Linked DNA regions of Mus musculus: region 1 is linked to region 2. Evidence: chromatin loops called from intact Hi-C (ENCODE). Cell type or tissue: heart. All regions are shown on one strand. Links, peaks and the distances in the headings refer to the core of each region. The heading gives the core; the rest is flanking DNA. Region 1 holds the start of Gm26497 (a small nuclear RNA gene). Region 2 overlaps Acsf3 (acyl-CoA synthetase family member 3).

Region 1 (11,986 bases), core at 2,626-10,625, 300 kb after region 2:
GCTCTGCTAGGAGTGGATACTGTGGAGTTGCTCCAAGTTAGGGAGAAGCCGAGAGCCGAGGAACCACAGTGCCTTGCGGGCCATGTCCAGCTCGCTGGGCAGTGGGCATCCCTCCCTCCCACCTCCTCCGGGCGTCCATATTCAGCCTTACCTCCTGTTTGTTACCTGTATAACCTACCTCATCTCAGCCTGTCCCCTCTTGCTCTGCGACTTCCTCAAAGTATGACAAGGTCACTGTGGGCTGAGGGAAACATAAAAGTTGACTAGCTGTTCAGATGGGAGTATGTGACTATGTGTCCATGGGTTCTCTTACTGGTATTATGGCTACCAGGCCACCCTCGGTGTTGAGAGAGAGAGCCAGAATGACTCGACCCACCCCATGCAGGTCAGCTGAGCCGTGAAACCACGGTTCCCAGACGCGTCGCACTAATTAAACCCCCAACACTATGGTAATTAAATGCTCCAAGTGCTCCCAGAGCCCAGGCAGTTTGGCCGGGCTCCAAGTAGGTAAAATGAAGTCCCTGTGCCTCTCCCAACCCCGGCTGCTTCAGGCTGAGGCAGCTCCCGACTCGACCCCTCTCCTCGATCAGCCAGGACTGGTCCACACGCCCTCCTGACTGCTCTTGTCTGTCTCCCACAAGGGGCATCACTTTCTTCTCTAACAGAAGGAAACAGATCCGATTAGAGCTCTGTATCCACAATGTGCTTTGAAACTGTCCCTGCGCTTCACGTCGGCTTTGGAGCCTGAAGAGGTGGGCGTCCGTCAGCTAGGCATCCTCAACCCCCTTGCCTTTCCTGTCTCCAGCAGATCAGGAATAACTCGGAGAAGGGGCCAGCCAGATTGGATGTATCTGAACAGACGGTGGCTAGCGCTGAAATTACCATGACTTCGCATGGCTGCCAGGCTCAGTGTCTCCCTGGGGCTGTAGAAGTGACAAGTGAGGACAGCTTCAAAGGAGCAAAATGCACCTTAGGCTTGACTGACCCTCTTTCCTGCTGGCTGCACCTGGGCCTGATCAAAGGTGCTAAGATATCCAGCCACACTGCCCAGGCTAACCCAGTCTAGGAGCCTTAGTCCCAAGCTTTAGGAACAAGTCCGGGCAGCTGGCTTCCTCATGTGCCCTCAGCTGACTGTACCAACCCTCCTCTTCCAGGAAGGGGGATTGGCCAGAGCCTTCTGGGCCTGGTTTGGCTTAAGTTTTTGCTTTCAGCCTTCCTGGGGGGTGGCAGGTGTGGCCACTAGGCTTCATTGACTCCGGACTCCCAGCGCGCAGCTTCTAGCTGCTGCTGGAATTCTCCTCCTTCCTCTTCCTCCTCTGCCTGGCCCCACCCACTGGCCGAAATCTCACCCAGAAGTGTTTATAGTTGCAGCCCAGGCCAAATAAGGCAGGCAGGAGACCCGGAATCCCAACGGGTGGCAGGGAGCAGCTAGGGTGTGGGTCAGGACCCCACCCCCCAGTCCTGCAGCTGTCCTGCTCAGCAGCAGTTATCTGGTCCCCTCCTTTGTACTTCATGCAGCCATCTGGGGATGGCAGAGGGCAGGATCTAGCAGGGCGCTTCCCTAGAGCTGAAGATCCGGGTTTAGTGTGGTTGATATACTTAGGTATTTTGTGGTCGTTGATCCTAGAATTTCATACATGTTAGGCAAGTGGTCTATCACAGAGGCACTAGGTCACACCTCCTGTCAGGTCTTGTGTGACCTCCGCTGTCCTTGAATTCCCTAGGCAGCTGAGGGTGACCTCACCTGATTCTCCGCCCACCAGCTCCTCCGGCCTTGGCCTCCCAAGTGCTTCCAGGGTAAGCGTGCACTGCCACACCTGGCCTCTAGCCATTTTTATTTTTTATTTTGAGACAACAAGGTCTTGCTGAGTATCCCAGGCCAGGCTGGAACTTGGGATCCTCCTGCCTCAGCATCCTGTGTAGCTGAGATCCCAGGCCTGAGGCACCAGGCCCAACTAGGTGTCTAATCTGGTAACCTCTGTATGCTCTGGGAGGAAGATAGCTTGTGGCCCTCCCTGCCCTTCACTTCTGTGATTGTGGTAATGTGTGGCAGCATTCTTCTTATGAGAAAGGAGATGTCAAGTTTAAACTCTTTGTTGTTTTGTTTTGAGTTTTGAGACAGGGTTTCTCTGTGTAGCCCTGGCTGTCCTGGAACTCACTCTGTAGACCAGGCTGGGCTCAAGCTCAGAAATCTGCTTGCCTCTGCCTCCCGAGTGCTGGGATTAAAGGCGTACGCCACCACAGCCCTCCTTAGCTATGGTTTTTATTGCTGCCACAAAACACCATGGCCATAAAGCAAGCTGGGGAGGAAAGGGTTTATTCAGCTTTCACTGGAGAAGCTCCAAGCAGGACAGGAACCTGGAGCAGGACCTGATGCAGAGGCCATGGAGGGTGCTGCTTACTGGCTTGCTCCCCATGGCTTGCTCAGCCTGCTTTTTTATAGAACCCAGGACCACCAGCCCAGGGATGGCCTCACTCACAATGGGCTGGGCCCTCCTCCATCAATCAATGATTTAGAAAATCCCCTGCAACTATATCTCATGGAGATATTTCTTCAACTGAGGCTCCTTCTGCTCTGATGACTCTTGTGTCAAGTTGACACACCAAACAAGCCATTTCAGAGAGGTATTCGTAAGATGACTCTGGGCCCCCTCATACAGAGATCATGTGGACCCTCAGAGCCTTCCTATCTCTTTACAAAGATCAGATATATGGGCAGGTTCTTGGTTATGTTTGTTTATTTTCAATAAAAGTTCTTATTGGGCTGAAGACATGGCTCAGTAGTTAAGAGCACTGACTGCTCTTCTGAAGGTCCTGAGTTCAAATCCCAGCAACTACATGGTGGTTCACAACCACCCATAATGAGTTCTGATATCCTCTTCTGGTACATCTGAAGTTAGCTACAGTGTACTTATGTATAATAATAAATAAATCTTTGGGCCGGAGCAAGCAAGCAGGGATTGAGTGAATAAAGTTGACTGGAGTGAGCAGAGGTCCTTAAAAAAAAAAAAGAAAAAAGAAAAATCAATAGCCGGGCGTGGTGGTGCACGCCTTTAATCCCAGCACTCAGGAGGCAGAGGCAGGAGAATTTCTGAGTTCAAGGCCACCCTGGTCTACAAAGTGAGTTCCAGGACAGCCAGGACTATACAGAGAAACCCTGTCTCAAAAAAAAAAAAAAAAAAAAAAAATCAATTCTCAACAACCACATGAAGACTCACAACCATCTATTCAGCTACAGTGTGCTCACATATATAAAATAAATAAATAAATCTTTAAAAAATTTTATTTATCTATTTAATTGCATTGATATTTTGCCTGGGTGTATGTCTATGTGAGGATGTTAGGTCCCCTGGAACTGGAAGGACAGAAAGTAGTAAGCTGCCATGTGGTTGCTGGGAATTGAACTCTGGTCCTCTGGAAGAGCAACCAGTGTTCTAACCACTGAGCCACCTCTTCAGCCCCGCGTCTCTCTCTTTTGTTCAGAAGTATGTGTCACCTCTCAGGTGCTGTATCTAGTGTGCCTGCAGGAGCTCCACAGATAGGGACAGTGGGACTCTTGAGGTACAGCTGAGCAATCTGAGGGAGATGGGGCTTGTCTGTGGTTGCCAATCAGTCAGGAGGAATCTGGGTATCTTGCAGGATCAGTGTTGCAGGGCATGTCCCAGCATCTGTGGGGTCCCTGGTGCTATACTCCCCGTGGACTCATACTGGTGGACACAAAGACTCTTGCTGACATTGTTACTCTGGTTGCCAGGCTACTCGCCTCTTGCAGGTCCAGGACACTGGTCCGGTGGCAGTGAGCTGCTTGTTTTCTGAATGCTGTCCCCTGCAAAGGCTGGAGGAAAACCAGTCACGAAGGAGATAGGCCGCAGGAGAGACAGAGGCCAGGGTACTGACCCAGCCAAGGGTGAGCCACAGATAGCGCATTGGCTTGTAGAAGAGCAACAGGAAGCCCGCCAGGCTGGGTGGTCCCATGGGGGCCTACAGTAAAGATCTTAAATGGTAGGCAAGAAATCAGGCCCGCGTGCTCGCTTCGGCAGCATATATACTAAAAGTGGAATGATACAGAGAAGATTAGCATGGCCCCTGCGCAAGGATAATACCCAAATTCGCGAGGCATTCCATATTTTAAAAAAAAAAAAAAAGAAAAGAAAAAAGAAATCAGGCCCCCACCCGTCCTGAAGCTGTGGACACCACTGTCCCTTGACTGACAATGGGAGGAAACCCTGCCTGGGGATGCAGCCAGGGTTACAGGCATGAAGCCGGGGGTGGAGGGGACATTTCCCTCTTCCTCCCCCACCCCCATATCCCACCCTGCTGTTTAGGGACATAGAGATAGTTGGGCTAGCTGGCCAGGCCTCCCTAAGGCATCTTCTGGGGTTGGCGGCCTCTGTGACACTCATGTGGAACAGCTCTAAACTTCCCTGCTTCCGAGACCCTCTGCGGGTGTAGGGAAAGGTGGATGAAAGTCACTTACTGTCCTAGACACACCCAAAGCCCTCCCTGCCCCCCCCCCCACACTTTTACTCAGCCTCCCTGTCCTCCAGGTTGGACACACAGTACCAGGCCCCCTATCTTTTCTTTTCTTTTTTTCTTTGACAACAGTCCTTTGGTGCTTTTTACAGAGGAGGAAAAAGGAAGGGCAAGTTTTCAGTTGGGTCCTCCAGGCCTGCTCTCCATATCTCTTCTGGGATCTCCTCCTAGCCCCTTGTTCTGAACGCCTGCCTCTCTGCTGTGCCCAGCGTGTACTATCTTCTCACCTCCACACTTAAGGGCCCCACCAAGCCCTCACCCTATGCTGCTGGCTACAGTCATCAGAGCCCTCTCGCATGGCTGGAATGGGGTAGATGCAGTCCCATTCATCCCAAAGCTACACCCTGGGCTCCTGGGCCGCTGTGGCCCATCACCTCACGTTGCGGTGGTCATGGCTCACGTGTGGTTCCCTCCAGTCCCAGGTCTCTGTGTGGCTTCTGTGGGTTTGAATTGAAAGTCTTGGTCTTTCTGAGTCTCGAAGGATCCTTTGTCTGCCCCAATTCCTTCTTACAAGTGCACATAAATCACACTAGGGACAGGGACTCACCTCAGGCCACTTACCACACCCACTGGTGACTAGGCAGTCTGTGGTGCATTGTGGGGACAGGGGCCCAGTTCACAGACCCTCACACTCATAGATTCTTTTTCTTTTTCTTTTCTTCTCTTTTATTTTGGTTTTTCGAGACAGGGTTTCTCTGTATAGCCCTGGCTGTCCTGGAACTCACTTTGTAGACCAGGCTGGCCTCCAACTCAGAAATCTGCCAGCCTCTGCCTCCCGAGTGCTGGGATTAAAGGTGTGCGCCACAACGCCCGGCACATTCACAGATTCTTATGATCTATCGGCTGCTCAGCTCCAATGGTGGTCAGTTCTAGCCATTGATGTGTCCAGGATCCTGGTCAGATGGACCCTGGAGCGTAGAGCTTGCTTCCTCTGACCCCTGTCTCTGATCCCTGGAAAACCAAGTTTTCGGGGACACTTGTGAGACTGATACCTACCCCAGGATTGTGACAGACATTGGCCTGCATGTGGCATTGTCCAGGCCTGTGTGCAAGGCCATGGGGTGGGACAGAGGCTGCCCTTCCGAGAAGTAGTCTTCTGAGGGTATTGGTTACTTCTGGGCCCCGAACACACCTTGCTGAGCCTCTCCCAGCCTGGCAGCTATGGCCTCTTTGGACAGCGTACTCCTCTGTGGGACCCAGGGTCTCAGCGGAGTCTCTGCTCCACCACTGGACACGGCTGCTGCATAGCTGGGACCATAGAAGGACTCCAGGCTCTGCTCTGCCTTGTAGCTCTTTGCCAGTCTAGACACCACTTCCTCCAGGGCTGAGACTGTGGCTGCCCCAGGGTCCCAAGCAGGCCCTGCCCTGCCCTGCCCTGCCCTGCCCTAGAGATGGGTTGCAGTCCTTTGGGCTAGCCTGGTCTCTCCTGTTGGGGCCTCTGCTCAACTCTCTCTGCTCACCGAGGTCTTTCTTTTGGCCTAGAGAGACTCTCCTCCCTTCTCAGAGGGAGGTAGCCTAGAGACTAGGAGGGCAGGCCATCCAAACCTGTTCCCTCTCTTGTGCAGACAGGAGTGACAATGGTGGGGTGGGGGGTTATATGAGACCCTCAACCTTGTTTCTGTGCTGGGCCGAGATGGTAGGGTGAGGTGAGTCTGCTCTTCACCCAGGCTTCCCTCGAAGAAACCATGCTGTTCCTGCACTGGACGCTTGCTTGTCTCCACTTGGGCTGGACGGCCTGCTGCGTTGATGCAGACTAGTGTGAACCTTCACTGTGTTCTCTCCCTGTTGACACAGCCCATCCCTCCAAAGGATCCGGTCATCTCAAGCACACACTGTATCTCTGCACCTTTCCGTCCGTCTGTCCAGCACTGGCTGTGGTAGGGGAAGCTCCCCACAGATCTGCCGTGTGCTTCAGACTCATTTCCAGAGCCATTTACAAATGTGTCTGGCATCTGCTTTGGGAGGTCGCTGTAAGGCTTCTTTGACCAGAGACATATGGGAGCAGCTGGCTCAAAGAGCCTCCAGGGAGTGGTGGATTCTCGTCTCCTACCCTGACAGACCCTGGGCCAGGCTGGGGCTTCTTGAGTAGGTGAGGTCTCCCTTACAGCCCAATCTGCAGGCCCATCTTCATGCTCATGGTGGAGGAGGGGTGGTGACAAACCTTCTGTGTGGTGTACTCTAAAAGTTGTGTGTGGTCCTATTACCCTTACCCCTCCCTCCCTGACCCGGTTCCCACAACGACGAGCAAACCGTTGCTCTGCTCTGGGTCACTCAGAGTCCAGGGGAGCCACCCGGTGGACTTCATTAGCCCTCAGCTATGGCTTGAGGACCCCAGAGTGGATGTTAGCAAGGGTCTTCAGCTTTGTGCTGTAGGGTGAGGGTCTATAAAGGGTTAAGTATGTGCTGGCCTGCAAGGGGCCCTTCCTGCCTCTGGCTGTCCCTATTGTTGCTGGCTCAGGAAAGGCCTGTTTCCTGTGAAATCACAGGCTTTGCCCAGCAGCTCCACCAGAGCAGTCTGAGGCTCTGCCCTCTTTGAGGAATGTCTTTGTCCCCCATGACCCCTCTCCTGCAGTTAGGTGGCAGCTAACCTTCAAGGACAAAGACAAGGAAGGCTGTCTCCTTCAGGCTGCTTGTGATAAATAACATCTCACCTCTGTCCTCTGCACTGCTAAAGTCATGGTTGTGACAGTCACATCAATGTGTTTCAACCAATACGCCACACCACCGGGACCAGGGAGCACCTGGGAACCCTGCATCCCGACACAGCCAGGTTGTGTTGCCTCTTAGTGTTTCTTTCCCTCTCTTCCCAGAAGCAAGAGCTGCACGGCTGACCCAGGCGGGACTCGCTCTCCTGGCTCGCTCTTCTTGCTCTTGAGGGGTGATAATCTTGGAGGAATGATGACTGAGAACGAGACCCTGGAGTGTCAAGTTGTGCCTCTGAGCCTGTTTCCTTGGGTAGAGTGTTCGTCTCTGGACGTAGCCTTTATTTCTCTGTACAGTGTTGGGACCGCTCTACACGGAGGGCAGGCAGGAAGGAAAAGAGGCAGGGGAAAGGGCAGAGCTCAGGGCCTGTGCATCTCCCAAGCTGACCTGTGTTGCTGAGGCAGGACAGGGCGTTCCCCTCGCCTGGTCCCTGGTGCCTCACCTTGCATTTCATCTACCTTTGGCACATACAGCTATGTAGGGTTCTCCTGGCCCTACCTGGGATTAGGAGTAGCCAGGCCTCAATCTCAGTAGCCCATCTCACATTTCCTCGTTGCCAGGAAGCCAGGCATGGAAGTCCCTACCCCTTGCCATCTTGGGTCTCTGGTTTCTGGAGCCCATCACAGATTTTGGACACCGTTCATGTATTTATTCCGGTAAAACATCTATCCACGAAGTTTGTCATCTTAATCTATTTTTGATAGTGTGGTGGCATTAGGCACATCCTCATATGTCACTAATGGCCACCCCAGGACCATCTCATTTTCCTGACTGAAACTTGATAACAGTTAAACTTTAGCCGCGGGACTGGAGAGATGGCTCAGTAGTTAAGAGCACTGACGGCTCGTCCACAGATCCTGAGTTCAATTCCCAGCAACCACATGGTGGCTTACAACCATAATGAGATCTGGGGCCCTCTTCTGGTGTGTCTGAAGACATCGACAGTGTACTCATATACGTAAAATAAATAGATAATTCTTAAAAACAATAATAAATTAACTTTAGCCTCTCCCGCACTCAACACACACAGAACCTCGGGGTCTGAATTTTAAGCTTGCCAAGCAGGCTGCAGGGTAAAGCATCTTTCCCTGCTCCCCAGGGCCTGTGGTGGCCGCCCTTCATTGGCTGTGCTTGGGAGGCCAGAATTCAAAGTCAGGAGTCTTCTCCAGTTGTGTTCCACTTTTTGGAGTTCATCAGTTGGCTTGATTGACCAGCAGGCTCTGTTGCTGTTTCTACAGAATGCTACCTACCACACACAGCGTTTCATACCTGCACCAATCACTGTACGTAATCTAAGTGTGTGTATGTGTATGAACACAGGTCCGTGCGTGTCACAGCATGCTCGTGGAAGTCAAAGGGCAAGCTTGGGTGTTGGCCCTCATCTTCTACCTTATTTGGCACAGGGTTTCTCTGTTAATCCCTGCTGCTTTTGCCAACCACCTGGCCTGACCGCTTCTAGCCAGTCTCTCCTCTCTCCCTCCCATCTCCTGGTAGAGGTGCGCTGGGATTACAACTGGCTTTTGCACAATTCTGGGAATCCAAACTCGGGTCACCAGGCTTCTGTGGCAAGCCACCAAGACGCGTCCTTAGCCTGGCTTTCCATCTTTTCACGTGGGTTCTGGTGATCTCAGCCGAGGTCCACGTGTTCATGCGGCACATGCTCTTGGCTCCCGACACGGGCTTTTGATCACTGCCCCTCACGTGCTTGGTTCAGTGCTGGCCATTCCCGGTATGTGAGGTCGAACCAGTGTCCTCAGAGGCAGGACCTGTCACATCAGGGATGTTAGATAGGAGAAAGCTCTCAGGGGCCTGTGGATGAAGGGACTGGTGGGTAGTCAGCTGGGTAGACAGGTGGGCAGGATCGACAAGCCAGTGGAAAGCTGGGTAGACATCTACCTGACCGGAAGCAGCGAGTGTGAGGGAGGGTGCAGCCTCTGTGAGACTAGGCTGGACGTGGCCCTGGTTGGGCTGAGAAATAGAGCCCTGGAAAGCAGAGGGATTTCAGAAAGCTTTGCCTCCACAAATGCACTTCCCCCCTGCCTCTTGGGCCAAAGAAGATCGATTTTTTTTTTTAATGTATCATTGTTGAAAACTTCAGATTTGATTTAGGAGAGCTGAGCCTTGCATGGTAGCCAATGTATGTCAGGAAGAAGACAGCACCCTGACTCCAGAGAGGCCCTTGGGAGCCAAGAGAAGTGCAGTCGTGGTCAACACCCTGCCCTCCCCACTACCACCACCCTCTCCACCCCTGCTGCCAGGCTCCTTGAAGCAGCAGGTGCCCTTGGAAGTTGGGCTACATCTCATGTCCACTGTGATCCTGGAAGAAGACTGTGTCAGGCAGGGGCTGTGAAGAGGGTACAAGCTGAATTCAGAAGAAGTCACCCACCCCAAGTGGGTAGTGTCACCTGAAGAGGTGACCTGGTTCAGCTTAGGTTGTTTGTTTTGTTTTGCTTTTGGCACTGGAAATATCATTTATAGCTCAATTTTAATTTTTTTAAATGTACTGTGCTCTTTGGGTCCCTGCCGCTTCCTTCCAGGGGAGCCTGGTTCTGTGGTCGGTCTTGGTCCCCAAGTTCAGGTCTGCCCTGGCTGTCCAGGTCTGTTGTTGGTTCTCATCCTGAGGAGGATGTGTGGAGGATACCCACTCTCAGGAGAGACTCTCAGAGGGACAATGAGGTAGGATTGATGCTCCCGGCCACAGAAAGTCCGCTCTTGGGGTTGCTTTGTCCAGGAGGGAATCGGGGTTCCTAATGTACCCTAGCTCCTAGCTCATGGCCTTTTAACCTTACCTGTCTAGGACAGTCAGTTTCTGAAAATAGCAATTGCCCGAGGTGAGGACAGCAAGATATGGCTTGTAGTGAGTGATACTGTGTGTGGCCGGGCTCTCACACAGCATGTAGATCCTCTTTGGCCTGGCTCCTTTTGTATCCCATAGCACAGGTAGAAGTGGGTGGGACTGAGCGCTGCATAGGGTCCCAGAACCTTGTCTCCTGGAAGGCCCTGTGTTTCTGGGAAGAAGCTTGCTCATTTGGTTAAGTGGCCAGCGTGTCACCTGCCTATGCTTCAGGTCCTTTGACCTCCCTGGCAGAATTCACCAGGACGGTGTAGGGCAGCAGGGTGTCAGGGAAGTTCCCAGAGGGAAGCTGTGCTGTGCACTGGCACTGGTAGGGGGCATGCACAGGCAGAGTGGTGTAAAGCCAGGTTCAGAACCGCGCCGGCCCATCAGTGACTCAGGAGGGGGTCCAGAGCTCGGTCCCAGTGACTTCCCACCCAGTAGTGGGAAAAACTAACCATTTCTTAGTTGAGCTGCCTGCCGATCAATAAGCGAAACTTCAAACAGGAGGAAAAGCAAGATGAGGAGGAGTGGGCCCCAGAGCCCTGCGTGGGTGGGGTTATGCGGAGTGGTCAGAACCTCGTGTGCATCCACGTATGAGTTATGAGTACATGGACTGCTTTGGGCAGGTCCTTGGGGTATCATGGGACCTGGGCATCGGATGACAGGAACATGGGTATTCTGTCTGTGGTGCACAAGCCTTATGTATGCATGCTTACAGGTGTGAGAGAGGGGCACTGGGGGGTACTGCCCCCCAGCCCCTCAGGTGAGGGCTGCCCCTATTGTTGGTGTACTAACCATTTGTCTCTCTCTTCTCTAGCCTCCCTGTTACGCTTCAATGCTCTCTCGCTGGTCTATTTGCTGTTTCTACTGCTGCTGCCCTGGCTTCCAGGCCCCTCAAGACACAGCATACCAGGTAAGGGGGCAGGATCAGGGGGTGGCGATGGAGCCCAGCTCCTTGGGGGGACTCTGACCACAGCTGGGTATCTGGATAGGTACTCTACAGCCACACGGCCTCGGCTCCCAGTTTTAACAGCCTGAGTCAGTCCCCTGGGGTCTAAGGGTTCCTTCAGTGCACACCTGTAGCTGGTTCAGTTTCTTTCTTCCTGCCGGTTGCTTGTCACAAGAGGCTCTATTGTCCTTGAAGGTGACAGGGGAAGGGTTGTATGTGGATCCCCATCGGTCACTAAGTGTCCCTCAGAAGGCAGAGGGAATTGGCAGGTCCTAGTTGTTCCGTGCAGGTAGAAGGTTTAGGGATCTGCACCGTGGTCCATTCTTTCTTCTAGGTAAGTTACCTGGACTGACGATGTTGTTCTGCCAGGGGCTCTGGCCAGCTTGTCTCTATCACCCTGTAAGCCAGGCCCTACCTTGGACCACCTTGCTATGTAAAGAACTGGCCACAGTGGGCCTCATCAGGATCTGAGCTGGGCAGGGGTGCTTCTCTGTTCCTTGCCTTTTAAACAGTAGATGCTATGCAGGCCAGCGTTGTGTCCTTACGTGGGAGTGGACAGTGGTACCATAGTGAAGTAGGGAAAGGCTGCTGCTGTGCCTTGAGTCTCCACATAGGATGACGTGGGAAGGGTGGGACCACTGTGTCCTCACCTTCCGGGCTGCTGTGGCAGTGGCCTGAGAGAGGCAGGACATCCTGAAATCCTTCATCCTAGGGCTCTGGTCACCAATGCTGAAGGTGCCTAGCGTCTGTTTTGTGGTGTTCGGTACGTACTCAGTGACCCATCCCCAAGTGTACCACATTTCTAAAGTAGAGAAGGCTCGCTGTTGTCTTCTGCGTTTGTGGGGTTCAGATCCGCATGGCAGCAACCTGGGGAACGTTAGCATTGAAGTGAGAGATCCTGCCCCAGGAGACACTGCAAGTATCACAGACAGTGTCTGAGGGTCAGCAAAGGTCAGAACTGGGTC
Region 2 (11,986 bases), core at 1,892-9,891:
TGTGACAATGGATGTTCCCCATTCTGGCAGGTGATGTCTTGTCTAGAAACAGTCAAGCCACAGTGGCCTTGAGAACACCATACAGAGAATGGCAAGAGACGTGTGTGTGTGTGTGTGTGTGTGTGTGTGTGTGTGTGTATGTGTATACAGATCTCCTGTGGCTAGGCTGACATTACTCTCCACTCTGCATGGCTATCTGAGCTAGTGTGGCTCCAGCTTTGGGTCTATATGATGGCCCCAGGGCATCTTATCTTTCACTATGCTGGGCCATGTGGGCAGTGCCCTGCTGTCTTCTCAGGCTCAGTTCACCAGGAAAGTGCCTGGTTGCTCTCCATCTCCCAGGAGCACAAGGCTTCCCTGTGAAGGCCTTGATGCATTGGCCAAGGGTCAACAGAGTAGGTGTGCACAGCACAGGTGCCTCCTTCCGTGATCTTGTGAGGATATCTTTTGGAAATATAAGGACTGAGGTCTGGGCTGGCCTGTGATACCTGCTATGGAAGGGCTCCAGGTGAAGTTACCTCCCACCATTCCTGAGGCTTTTTTTCCACTGAGTCCAGGGTCTTGAGCCCAGTAGCAGATGTGTTTTCTTGAGCAAGATGGCCCAACACAGGGTGATGCTGCATAGGGTCACTCCCACAGACTGCACTGGGATTCTCTGGGAATCCTGCCCCTGGGGATCACCGCCATGGACTGGCTCTGGGAGGCCCAGATATCCAACAGCTCCTTCCACATCCTGGTTTCTGGAGGCACAGCATCTTCCTTCCAACAATGAATCGTCCAGTCTCACCTGGAGCTCTACCAGGCCTTGTGGCAACATCAGAGGCCCCATCAGTGATCTCTGCAGATTGCTGAGGGCCATATGTGGACTCAGGGCTATTGTTAACACGTGGCCCCAGGGCTATTGTTAACACAGTGGACCCAGGGGTCTGGGGAGGAAGGGAGAGGGGGGGAGGGGGAGGGGGAGGGGGAGAGTGAGCGTGAGAGGAGAGCAAGAGGGGGAGAGGAAGGGGAGGAGGAGGGAGAGGGAGAGGGAGAGAGAGAGGGGGGAGGAAAGGGAGAGGGAGAGGGAAGAGAGGGAGAGGAGAGCGGGAGAGGGGAAGGCGGAGAGAGAGGAGGAAGAGGAGGGAGAGGGAGAGAGAGGGGGAGAGGGAGAGAGAGGGGGAGAGGGAGAGGAGAGCGAGAGGGGGAGAGGAGAGCAAGAGAGGGAGAGAGATGGGAGGGAGAGGTAGAGGGAGGAGAGGGAGAGGGAGAGCTCAAGAGCGCTGTGCTGTTTCTCCCCGTGGCCTGAGGGCACATAACCAGGATCTGAGCTGGCAGGACGTGGGCTGGAAGATGGAGGCCTGGGAAGCTGAGTAGGAAGAGGTTTGAGAAGAAGGCACAGAGGACCAGAAAGACCCCAAACTGGGGTGAGACAAGGTCAGGGAAGAGGAGCTTCAGGGCTATTTGGGGATGGCCCTCACCTGGCATGGATGAGGCTACAAAGACTTCAAGTGTTCTAACACACACACACACACACACACACACACACACACACACACACACACACACACACACACACACACACAGCAGCTCCAGGGAGATAATCCCGGCAGCAGGAACCATGGTCTGGGAGCTGTAGGCTCCACCCAGTGCTGTTGTTTGTTGTTCTACGTGGGCTGGGAGCTGTGCCGGCCTAGGAAATGTGTGCGCGCAGACTCACAGCTCACAGGTCACAGTCAGAGAAGCACTACACGGTGTGTCTTTATTTCACCTCTTCTCACTGTCACCTCTGACTCTCTGGGACCTGCCCTCAGGAGAGGCAGCAGCCCCGGGCACTGGAGAGCTGGCCACAGCCGTGTCCTTACTGTGCTTGTGAGACTGGCACACACCAGTGATCTCAAGGACCACTGAGGACACAGCCAGTGGTCAGGGTCACCTGGGCTTGGACAATCAGCCTGGGGTTGAGGGAACTCACTTGGTGATTCGTCCCTAGAGGTTTTGATTCCGGTCAACCTGATTGCAGGAGGGGAGGGGTTCCATCCGAGGCCCATAGCACGTGACCGCGGGGTGTTTGGGGTTCTCTAGCCTTGGCCTGGCTGGCTCCTCTGTCCTGAGGGGTACAACTGTTTGAGCAGCTCCTTCTTATTCACCTTGCCCATCTGGTTCCGGGGGATCTCCTCCACCAGCAGGAGCTCCGAGGGCACAGCATAGGGGGCCAGGACACCTCTGCAGAGACAAGCACAGCCTGAGGACAGCACCCCACCCCGGGAAATGTCTGATATATCCAGAAGCCATTGTGGCCACATCCTGACTGTGACAGATGGCAACAGGACTGTTGTCTTCTCTCTGGCTTCCTACAAAGTCAGCAGTGACATGGGTGAGGACACTGAGAGGAGGGGACGAGTCCTTTGCTCTCCTCATCCAGACTGGTTTCTTCTTGTCCTGGGGATAACTGACCACAGGCTGGCCTGCTGCCATTCCCACTTAAGGTGACTCTGGCACAGGAGAGTGGCTCCTGCAGGTGACAAGCATGGTCAACTACCGACAAGTAGCTTCTGGGCCACCACCAGAACGTAATGAGAGGAAGGCGTTGTTTTTGGTAGGAAAGGCTGCGGGTCCTGTTCTGTGTCTCAGATGGCACTGAGGTAGGGATGTGAGCCCTGCAGATGTTCTCCTGCTCTGCTGCAGGGACAACCTACCCAGAGATCATGTGCACGGCCTGGGGCAGCATCCCCGCCTGCCCCAAAGTTCCTCAGACCAGAGAAACCTTGGCTTTCCCAGGAGTCCACAGGCTGTATGTGTACAGTTTTAACTGTAGATACAATTTTCAGTCTTGAGTGACTCGTGGCCTTCTATGTCACACTTTGTTCCTCCCTGAGCCTGGCTCACCAGCTCTCTTGCTGCAGTGACTGCTCAGACCTTCCAGCAGGGCTGTCTGGGGCACTGTGGCTCTTGAGCCTTGCTCCTCTAACCACTTGGACTGTGTCCCTTGGTTCTGGACGGGCTAGCCTCACTCCCTATGACTTTATCCCAAGGGATCCTCTTGAGTCTCCCACAGGGATCCCAGCGCCTCTCCTATTCCTAGCTTGTGGTCCCCATTCTTCCTGGTGCCCCCCCCCCCCAATCTTTCTCCTCTTGTCCTGTTAAGTTTACCTGGCCTGTGTATTTCTCTGTGTAGAAACTAAACTGGGCAGGATTTACAGGGCGGTCCATTGCAGTGTAATGTGGGGACTGGGTACAAACCTGTACAACTGGCTGAAGTGACCGGCTGACACAGCTCCAGATAGAGGCACAGCCTGCCCACTGCCTGGACTCGCAGCCCAAGATGAACTCCCTTCCCGGTGGGACTGGGAAGAGGTGGCAGTGAGTTCTAACCCCTGAACACAGTCTCAACTGCAGTGGTCCTCAGAGCCCCTCCCTCAGCTCAGGAATGTTCCTTCTCTGGTACTGCTAGAGTCCCTGCAAGTGACATGAGCATCTAGAAATGCACGCTCCGTGTCTACTGAACTGACAGCAGGGCTCTCACTCTGTAAACACCCCACGCACGCGGCTGGGTTTCTCAATGTTTAACCTCCCGTTTCTGGTGTAAGTGCCACACGATCAGGATGTGTTGGCTCTTTTGTGAATAGGACCTAATTTCTAGCATTTGGTTAAGCATTTTGTGTCTGTCTGACAGGAAACTGGTCTGGGTTTCTTGTCTGGTTTGGGTCCCATGAAGTGAGGTGGGAGTGTCCCTCCTAATGGGAATGGACTTGTATGCACTTTGGGCAGTGTCCCCTGAGGTGCTCTGGGCCTGGCATTTGCCTTGTGGTTTTTTAGCTGGGACTCAGCTTCACAGACACAGAGCTCTTCAGCCTGGCTCTCATATTAGTTCTGGTAATTTATGCATATCACTGGTTCTTCCAACTACAAGGAGGACAACTTGGGGCTGTGTGGACCTCCTGACAATCACTGGGCTGCTGTGAGGTACACACTACCTCACAGAAGGTGGATAACACAGGTGGACACAGTGACACCTGGGTTCTCTGTGCTTCTTCCCAAACCTCCTTCTCTTTCTCATCTGGGTCACCAGGGCCACCCAGGCTGGCCTTGAACTTGCTCCAGGCCTGTGCCACTGTGGCCACTTCTCTTTCAGTCAACATGGAGAAAACCTGGTTCTTTGTTGGTGTCCCCTCCTGACACTGTCTCTTTCTGGAACTCCTATTAGCCGACTGCAACCTCAGGATGAGAGCTCTGCTCTCTGTCCTTCCCACCCGCCTCTCCAATGGCAACTGGACAGCACAGCCCTGGCCTGAGGCAGCATTCACCAAGCATGGACTTGGACATCACACAAGGGTGATGATCACTGGGCCACACGGCCTTGCTCACAGGACGAGCACCGGGGAACTCAGACGCTGTTCCCTGGGGACTAGGTAGGGCTGTGGTTTCAAGTGTGTGTGTGGGGTCTCTCCTCAGGTCCCTAACCCCAAGAACAACTGGTGGGAAAGCTACTCACTGTGGGGACAAAATGTCTTAGGACAGCTCGGCAGTGCCTGGCGATCTTTCTTGCACTGTCCCCCTGTACACAGCTCCAGCTCCCCAATGCTCTAACCCTTGGCCCTCTTCTCAGGTCTTCTTACAGTCACCATGAGCCTGAACACCCAAGCAAGGAGCCTGACTTCAGCGGCAGACACAGGCCCTGGGGGAAGCACTCAGAGCGCAGGAGCCACCAAGCTGTGGACACAGACCATGGCTTGAGGGATTCAGGCCAACGTGGGGCCTCCATCCAACAGCCACACTGGCTCTCAGCAGAGGATGCCTGTGTTTCTCTTCTCAAAAAAGTAATTGTTTAATCACAGCAGCAACCGGCCAAGCAGACTGCTGCCTCTGCTAAGCTGTGGAGCTCCAACTGTGACTTTGTGAATCCAGGGAATCAGTAATTGCCCAGCTGTGTGGCCCTGATGAACGAGGACCCCTGCTGCCTGTAAAGTCTCTTTGGACGAGCCAAAAATAGAGAAGGCAAGTCGGGGTGGGGGCGGGGGTGTGTGTGTGAGGAGACAGCAGAGTGGAGGGAACTCAGATTTAAAGAAGGATCCTGAAGTTCTCCTCACGGTGGAAGCTTCGAGAGTCTCCTGTCCTGAGAGTTCTGGGAGGATATCAGCAATCACCAGGGACTAAGATGAAAGAAACTGGAGTCTACCACAAACAACATGGGGCAAGCCAGCCAGTGCAGTATGGTGGCTGTGGTGGGACACACCTTTAATCATAGCACTTGAGGAGCAGAGGCAGGCGGATCTCTGAGTTGGAGGCCACCTGGTGTACAGAGTGAGTTCCAGGACAACCAGGGCTACAGAGAAACCCTGTCTCAACACCACCCCCCACCCCCAAAAAACCCCCAAGATCTACAAGAACCAGGGAGAATCCGTCCCTGCCCTGGGTTAAGAAGGGAGCTGTGGGCACAGGCCCAGGCAATCCCAGGCTTTGGGAGGCCCTGCAGTAAGGTGCGAGGCACTCAGGCAGTCCTCAGGGCTGCGAAGCCCAGGCCATCCTGTGGTGGCCTGAGCAAGTCTGGCAGGATAGGGAGGGGGGAGGGGTACTCGGTGTGGCACTGGATTGTCAGGCACTTGCTGGGGGGTCCTAAGCCTTGAAATGATTTGGGGTTTATAAGTTGATACCAAAATATCTGCTTCTGTCCCAGGAACACACATTTCTGCCTCAGACTATCACTGTCTCCCAACTCGGTTTGCAGCAGAGGCCCTTCCTACTGCCAAGTCTACATTTAATGAGGGAAGAGACAAACTAGTCACGGGTCCCACTGTTGGCTTCTCGGCTTCACCCTCCCCACGTCCAGAATCCAGAATGGTTCACCCAGCCTCCCCGCTCCAGGACAGGCCCTTCTGTCCCCGATTCCAAGGTGGTTGGTTCCCTTAGATGCGCTAGAACCCAGGACAGTCCCTTTAGCCCTACCTGGCCCACTCCTTGAGATCCCCGTGGGACAGTGAATGTCCTTCTTGAAGAGCAACCACAGCTGTGACCCGCTGGCCCCATGTCATATCAGGAACTCCAATTACAGCGACATCTGAGGACAGCAGAACAGGTTGGGGATGCCTGGGAAGGTCCTGATGACCACACAGACTGAACAGCATGCAGGAATATGTGGTAACGTTGGGCTGTTGGCTGCAGTGCCCAAGCCCCTGGAGTGAGACCCGTGGGGATGACACTCATGGGAGTGGGAAGCATCTCTAGGGGCTCAGCCTGCTCTTGCTTGGTCTGCAGAGCAGCTGTGCGTTCTGGCCAGGCCTGCAGGCCGTGCTAGTGCAGCAGGGAGCAGCTTGGAATAGCCATTATGTTGCTGTGTGCAGGGTACAGAGGGAGCATAGACACATTTCACAGGAGCCCTAGTAGCAGGTGGAGGAGGCTCCTGACAGTCCAAACCTTGACAGAGTAGAGAAGGAGGCACTGTGTTTGGAGCCAGAGCTCCCCTAAGCCTGAGGTAGCCACCTACTCACCGGTGATGCTGGGGTGGGCCAGCAGGTGCCGCTCGATCTCCAGGGCGCTGACTTTATAGCCTCCAGTCTTGATGATGTCCACAGACGTGCGCCCTCGGATCCAGTACCTAGCATCCTTGAACACGGCGGTGTCTCCTGGAAAAGGAGTTTGTTTCTGTGATCGCTCTGGACAAGCTGGTCACAGGAGACTTCAGTGCTCCTGACTGTCACCCCAGGAGTCCCAGGGGACCACGTGCATGCATATGTGGGTCCCACTATTCCCACTGTCCAGGCCCACTTCCTGTAGAGGCTAGCTCCAATGGCATGTGTCCTTTCCCATTCTCCATTCCTGTGACACTGGCACCCAGCCCTGCAGCCAGCAGTGCGGGGTGGAGCCCACCAGAATCTGTGGCAGTGGCAGGCTGGAAACCGACTGGGCCACTGGATTCTGGGCTATGTTCCTGTCAGAGCAATCAGAAACAGGGTGCACCGTTTTCAAGAGAGCAGCAAATAGTTTGTGGCCTTTGACCCCAACCTCTGCTTCACACAGACACATGCTGGGCACTGTCCCGCACTGTTCCACCACTATCCACAAGCCTCTATCATTGCACGGTGGATGGGTCCTGGGTGAAAGGACAGTCATTTCCAGCTCCTTTTCCAACATGGGGATGCCCTGTGGTAAATGTCTTCCTGCTCTTTCACCCCTGACTCCCACCAGCCCCAAACAGCCACAGTGCCCTTTTCTCTAAGCGAAATAACTGTCTCACTTGCTCCTTTCACACAGGAGCATGGGGCCTGCCCAGTGAGCTTGTTATGCCCCACAGACATGGTGGCAGTGCCAGGAGCAGGGCCCGGGCTGGAGCACAGGGCTATATTTCTGGCCAAGTCTTCTCCCAGCACGGCGGTGTGTGTATTTGCGCATTAGTGCGGGTGCATGTCCATGCACACACATTTGCATGATTACGGCTGTGTATAGGCATGCAGATGCCAGCAGCAGCCCTGACAGCAGTGCTGGGGCCTCCCTGTCTGCTCACACGCTCCCTGCACTCCCTGTGGGTTATTAGCTGGAATAAATCATAAATATTTCATCGTACATCACGCGGCCCGACACGGTAAGGCACCATCCATCACCCCGCTAGTCCCTGGGACTTGCAGTGCAGGGCACACTCCAGTCTATTAAACAAGATGGATGGGCCTGGACAAGCTCAGGGCTTATTCACGGAAGACAGGGAGAGGCTGGCCCTAGAGAAAGGACTGGCACTGGAGAGTTCTCTCGTGTGTGGCAGCTGTGTGTGTGGCAGGTGACAAAGGGTTGGATGGGCACCCTCAGCCTAGACCAGGACAGGCCTTGGACAATACTGACCGAAGGGAAAGGACCCAGTGTGGGCTATGGGGCACTCAGGTCTTGTCCTGGGTCCTAAGGGACCCTCTACCTTTGGGGCATACAGGACTTGTCCTTCCCACTCCTGCTGTAGCTCTGGGTCCAGCTGTGTCCTTCGGCCTGGGAAGCTCGTCTTCCATCGGCATCTCCTGCTGTAAGCATCAGGTTGCTTGTCTCCGCATGAGACAGTGAGGTGGCAGCCTGCACTGAGGGTCCTAGCAGGAAGCTCTCTGATGCTGCTCCCTGGGTCTCCACTCCCTCTAAGGTGCAGCAGAGCTGAGCCACTGCCCTGCCCTGAACGTGGCTTCTCTTTTTGGACCTGCAGGAGATACCATACTGCCCACTACAAAGCTCCATACTCTCGCCCCAGGCCCCACGCTGTTAAGTTTGATCTGGTGAGAAGCCTTGGGACAAGGGATTCTGCACATGTGGGTTCTTGATCTGGGGCCGTGCCCCACGCTGCGCTTTTCTCTCTTGAGGAAAGAGATCCGGGCACCGCTGGGCACAGACTGACCTCTTGGCAGATTCTGCCTCACTGTCAGGGTTTGGGGACAGTGCATGAGCATGAGGGACTGTCACAGCCCATGGCAATGATGGGTGCCAGGGTCAGGCTACCTATTGGCAGCGCTGGGAGAGAGGAGTTAAGACTGAGTGCCAGGTTCTGGCTCACCCTCAAAGCTCCATGAGGTGCCGTCCTCTCTAAGCTTGTGAAGTGTTACCTCACACTCTGTCTATACAACAACTCTGTAACTAATAAGGCCACACCGGGGGTTTCCCTCTGCCGATTCCATGCTGCTTACAGCTCGCGATTTCGTAGAGCCTGCAAGACCTCAATCCTAGCGTGCTCTGAGCTCTGACGATGCTGACAGAGGAGTCCGAGCCACTGGGGGTGTGCTTAGCCTTCATGAACCCTGGCCTTGCAGACAGCCTCTATAAATCTCTCTAGCTGGTGCCTGTCCCCAGGTGACAGGCAGGTTGATAGAGCGCGGGCTTTCGCAGTGCTCCGCTCAGATGTCAGCACACAAAGCACTGGCAGCCCAGGCCCCCATCTTTACTTGGATGACTGGATTCCACTCTGCTGAACAGTCCTGTTCATGGCAGAGTCTGATGCAGGGCTGAGGTCCGCTATCAGCACCTCCACCAGCACACGGTCCACGTCTTTTCTGAGGCTTGAGAAAACTGCTCTGTCTAGGCCACTGGGTGTCCTTGCCTGCAAAGGCAGGAAGGGCCAGCACAGATGCTGGTGCCAAGGTCTGGCAAGCTGCAGGGAACTGTGAGCTGTAGGCTGCATGGCGTCAGGCGGAGGGAGAACCTGGGTGTGGTCACTATGGTTGTCCACGGAGGGGCTTCTGTGGGACAGATCACTAGGCAACACATCACTAGCTTAGAAAAGATAGCAAGTCAAGGGGGCTTGAAGGTGCATTTATAACAGAGGCTCAATTCTTAACTCCTTCCTCCCAATAATGCTGCTGACAAGGGGACTTCCAGACAGAGGTGACAGAAAGTATTCAAGGGGACACAATGAATGTCCTCATAAAAACAAAGATTTGGAATTCAGAGTGCATGAAAGTGGATTAGAGAGGACCCTGATGCTGGGGTTTCCCAATGGTGACAGAAGCAGTATCTGGTTTCCCCATGGCCAGTCAGCCACACAGGATGAGTCGCTTTTGCTCCAGGGCACTGTGCTGGGTCCTTACTTGATCTGTGGCAGAACAGCAGCGCCTCCATACAGGAACTAAGAACATCAGTGCCTCCATACAGGAACTAAGAACATCAGTGCCTCCATACAGGAACTAAGAACATCAGTGCCTCCATACAGGAACTAAGAACATCAGTGCCTCCATACAGGAACTAAGAACATCAGTGCCTCCATACAGGAACTAAGAACATCAGTGCCTCCATACAGGAACTAAGAACATCAGTGCCTCCACACAGGAACTAAGAACATCAGTGCCTCCATACAGGAACTAAGAACATCAGTGTCCATACAGGAACTAAGAACATCAGTGTCCATACAGGAACTAAGAACATCAGTGCCTCCATACAGGAACTAAGAACATCAGTGCCTCCATAAAGGAACTAAGAACATCAGTGCCTCCATACAGGAACTAAGAACATCAGTGCCTCCATACAGGAACTAAGAACATCAGTGCCTCCATACAGGAACTAAGAACATCAGTGTCCATACAGGAACTAAGAACATCAGTGCCTCCATACAGGAACTAAGAACATCAGTGCCTCCATACAGGAACTAAGAACATCAGTGCCTCCATAAAGGAACTAAGAACATCAGTGCCTCCATACAGGAACTAAGAACATCAGTGCCTCCATACAGGAACTAAGAACATCAGTGCCTCCATACAGGAACTAAGAACATCAGTGCCTCCATAAAGGAACTAAGAACATCAGTGCCTCCATACAGGAACTAAGAACATCAGTGCCTCCATACAGGAACTAAGAACATCAGTGCCTCCATACAGGAACTAAGAACATCAGTGCCTCCATACAGGAACTAAGAACATCAGTGCCTCCATACAGGAACTAAGAACATCAGTGTCCATACAGGAACTAAGAACATCAGTGCCTTCATACAGGAACTAAGAACATCAGTGCCTCCATACAGGAACTAAGAACATCAGTGCCTCCATACAGGAACTAAGAACATCAGTGCCTCCATACAGGAACTAAGAACATCAGTGCCTCCATAAAGGAACTAAGAACATCAGTGCCTCCATACAGGAACTAAGAACATCAGTGCCTCCATACAGGAACTAAGAACATCAGTGCCTCCATACAGGAACTAAGAACATCAGTGCCTCCATACAGGAACTAAGAACATCAGTGCCTCCACACAGGAACTAAGAACATCAGTGTCCATACAGGAACTAAGAACATCAGTGCTTCCATTCAGGAACTAAGAACATCAGTGCCTCCACACAGGAACTAAGAACATCAGTGCCTCCATACAGGAACTAAGAACATCAGTGCCTTCATACAGGAACTAAGAATATCAGTGCCTCCATACAGGAACTAAGAACATCAGTGCCTCCATAAAGAAACTAAGAACATCAGTGCCTCCACACAGGAACTAAGAACATCAGTGCCTCCATACAGGAACTAAGAACATCAGTGCCTTCATACAGGAACTAAGAACATCAGTGTCCACACAGGAACTATTCTAGATGTGCCCTGCGGCCTCACTGTGCTGGGGTCTAGGCTATCTCTGGGGACTGAATGAAGGAACTTGACTACCTTAATTTCCTTTCTTGGCTGGGAGTGAGAAAGAGTGCCCTGTGTTCTGCTCATAGCATCCACAAGGCAGAGTGCAGGAGGCCACACCCTTTTCAGGCCACCACGACTCTGGGAGGAAGGGGATGTTACCATCAGAAGGCTGTACTTGGCATGGGGGTAAGGACCATCTTCCACGACTGCAGTCTAACTCTGTTACACTAGCTCATTGGCTGAGCTGTCTCTACACTGGGGCACCAGGAAGCTGGCTCTTTCTGGTCAGGCTACCTCTCTGTGCCCTCACTCTGTCTGTGCCCTTGGGGAGAAGGCTTCATTTGTTTCAGAAGGAAGCTCCCAGGGCCCTGAGGCCCTGCAGGATCCTGCTGGCTGGGATCTCCAGCAGTTATCTCACGCTGCTCACGTGCCCTCCTCCTGGCATCAGTGTGCCTTTGCCTGGCACCCCTCCTGCCTGGCATGTCTTGCACGCTCTCTGGCTGGGACCTTCATAGGAGTCTCCTGGGCGTCAGTCTCCAGCAGCCTCCTGATAAGTCTACTTGTCTTGAACCAGTCCCTTAGAAATTCACCTAATTTGTGACTTTTGACTTGTTAGTGTGAGCCCATTTTGGCCTCCAGCTTGTCCTGGCCTGTTCAGTACAATCCCATTACCAAAGGCCAAAGTAATTAAAGACAGGGAAGCCAGGGCAAACAGGCAAGGAAGAGGCTCCAAGCATGCGAGGGACCAGGCTGCTGGGCTGGGAGTTAAAGACCGAGTCTTCGTTTTGAAACGTACATCAAACGAGTTAAGTAACTTTTACTTTTTATAAGCACATGTTTGTCAGAAGGCATTGATTTGGATTTAGCCTCCTTGGTCTGACCTGATGTGTGTGTCGAGGGGATTTTGTTCCCACAGAAACAGCATGCAATCAATAAA

Evidence for each region. A loop is a pair of places that touch in the nucleus more often than their neighbours do. Peaks named below come from ENCODE experiments on the same cell type or tissue, not always from the same donor. Only the 100,000 strongest peaks of a DNase experiment are listed, where the experiment ranks them.
Region 1: a loop joins it to region 2, with 2.2 times the contacts of the local background. A loop is called at or near these places in 9 of 42 quality-filtered maps.

Annotation. Positions count from the first base shown.
Region 1 is chr8:122,512,713-122,524,698 of GRCm38, reverse strand. It overlaps Piezo1 (piezo-type mechanosensitive ion channel component 1), which reads left to right. Exons shown (of 51, transcript NM_001357349.1): 2 at 10,890-10,985. Gm26497 (a small nuclear RNA gene) reads left to right here and starts at 4,025; the gene lies at 4,025-4,131. In heart, for the core only: no CTCF peak of the experiment used is centred there; DNase peaks (open chromatin) are centred at 3,868, 6,708, 7,008, 8,861 and 2 weaker places; H3K4me3 peaks cover 1,269 bases; H3K27ac peaks cover 6,312 bases.
Region 2 is chr8:122,807,611-122,819,596 of GRCm38, reverse strand. It overlaps Acsf3 (acyl-CoA synthetase family member 3), which reads right to left. Exons shown (of 10, transcript NM_144932.4): 8 at 6,468-6,602; 9 at 5,926-6,037; 10 at 1,710-2,205. The coding sequence ends at 2,061. Among named protein-coding and RNA genes, the nearest start is that of Gm35466, 9.8 kb to the left of the region's middle. In heart, for the core only: CTCF peaks have their summits at 6,477 (motif pointing right) and 9,026; no DNase peak of the experiment used is centred there; H3K27ac peaks cover 399 bases.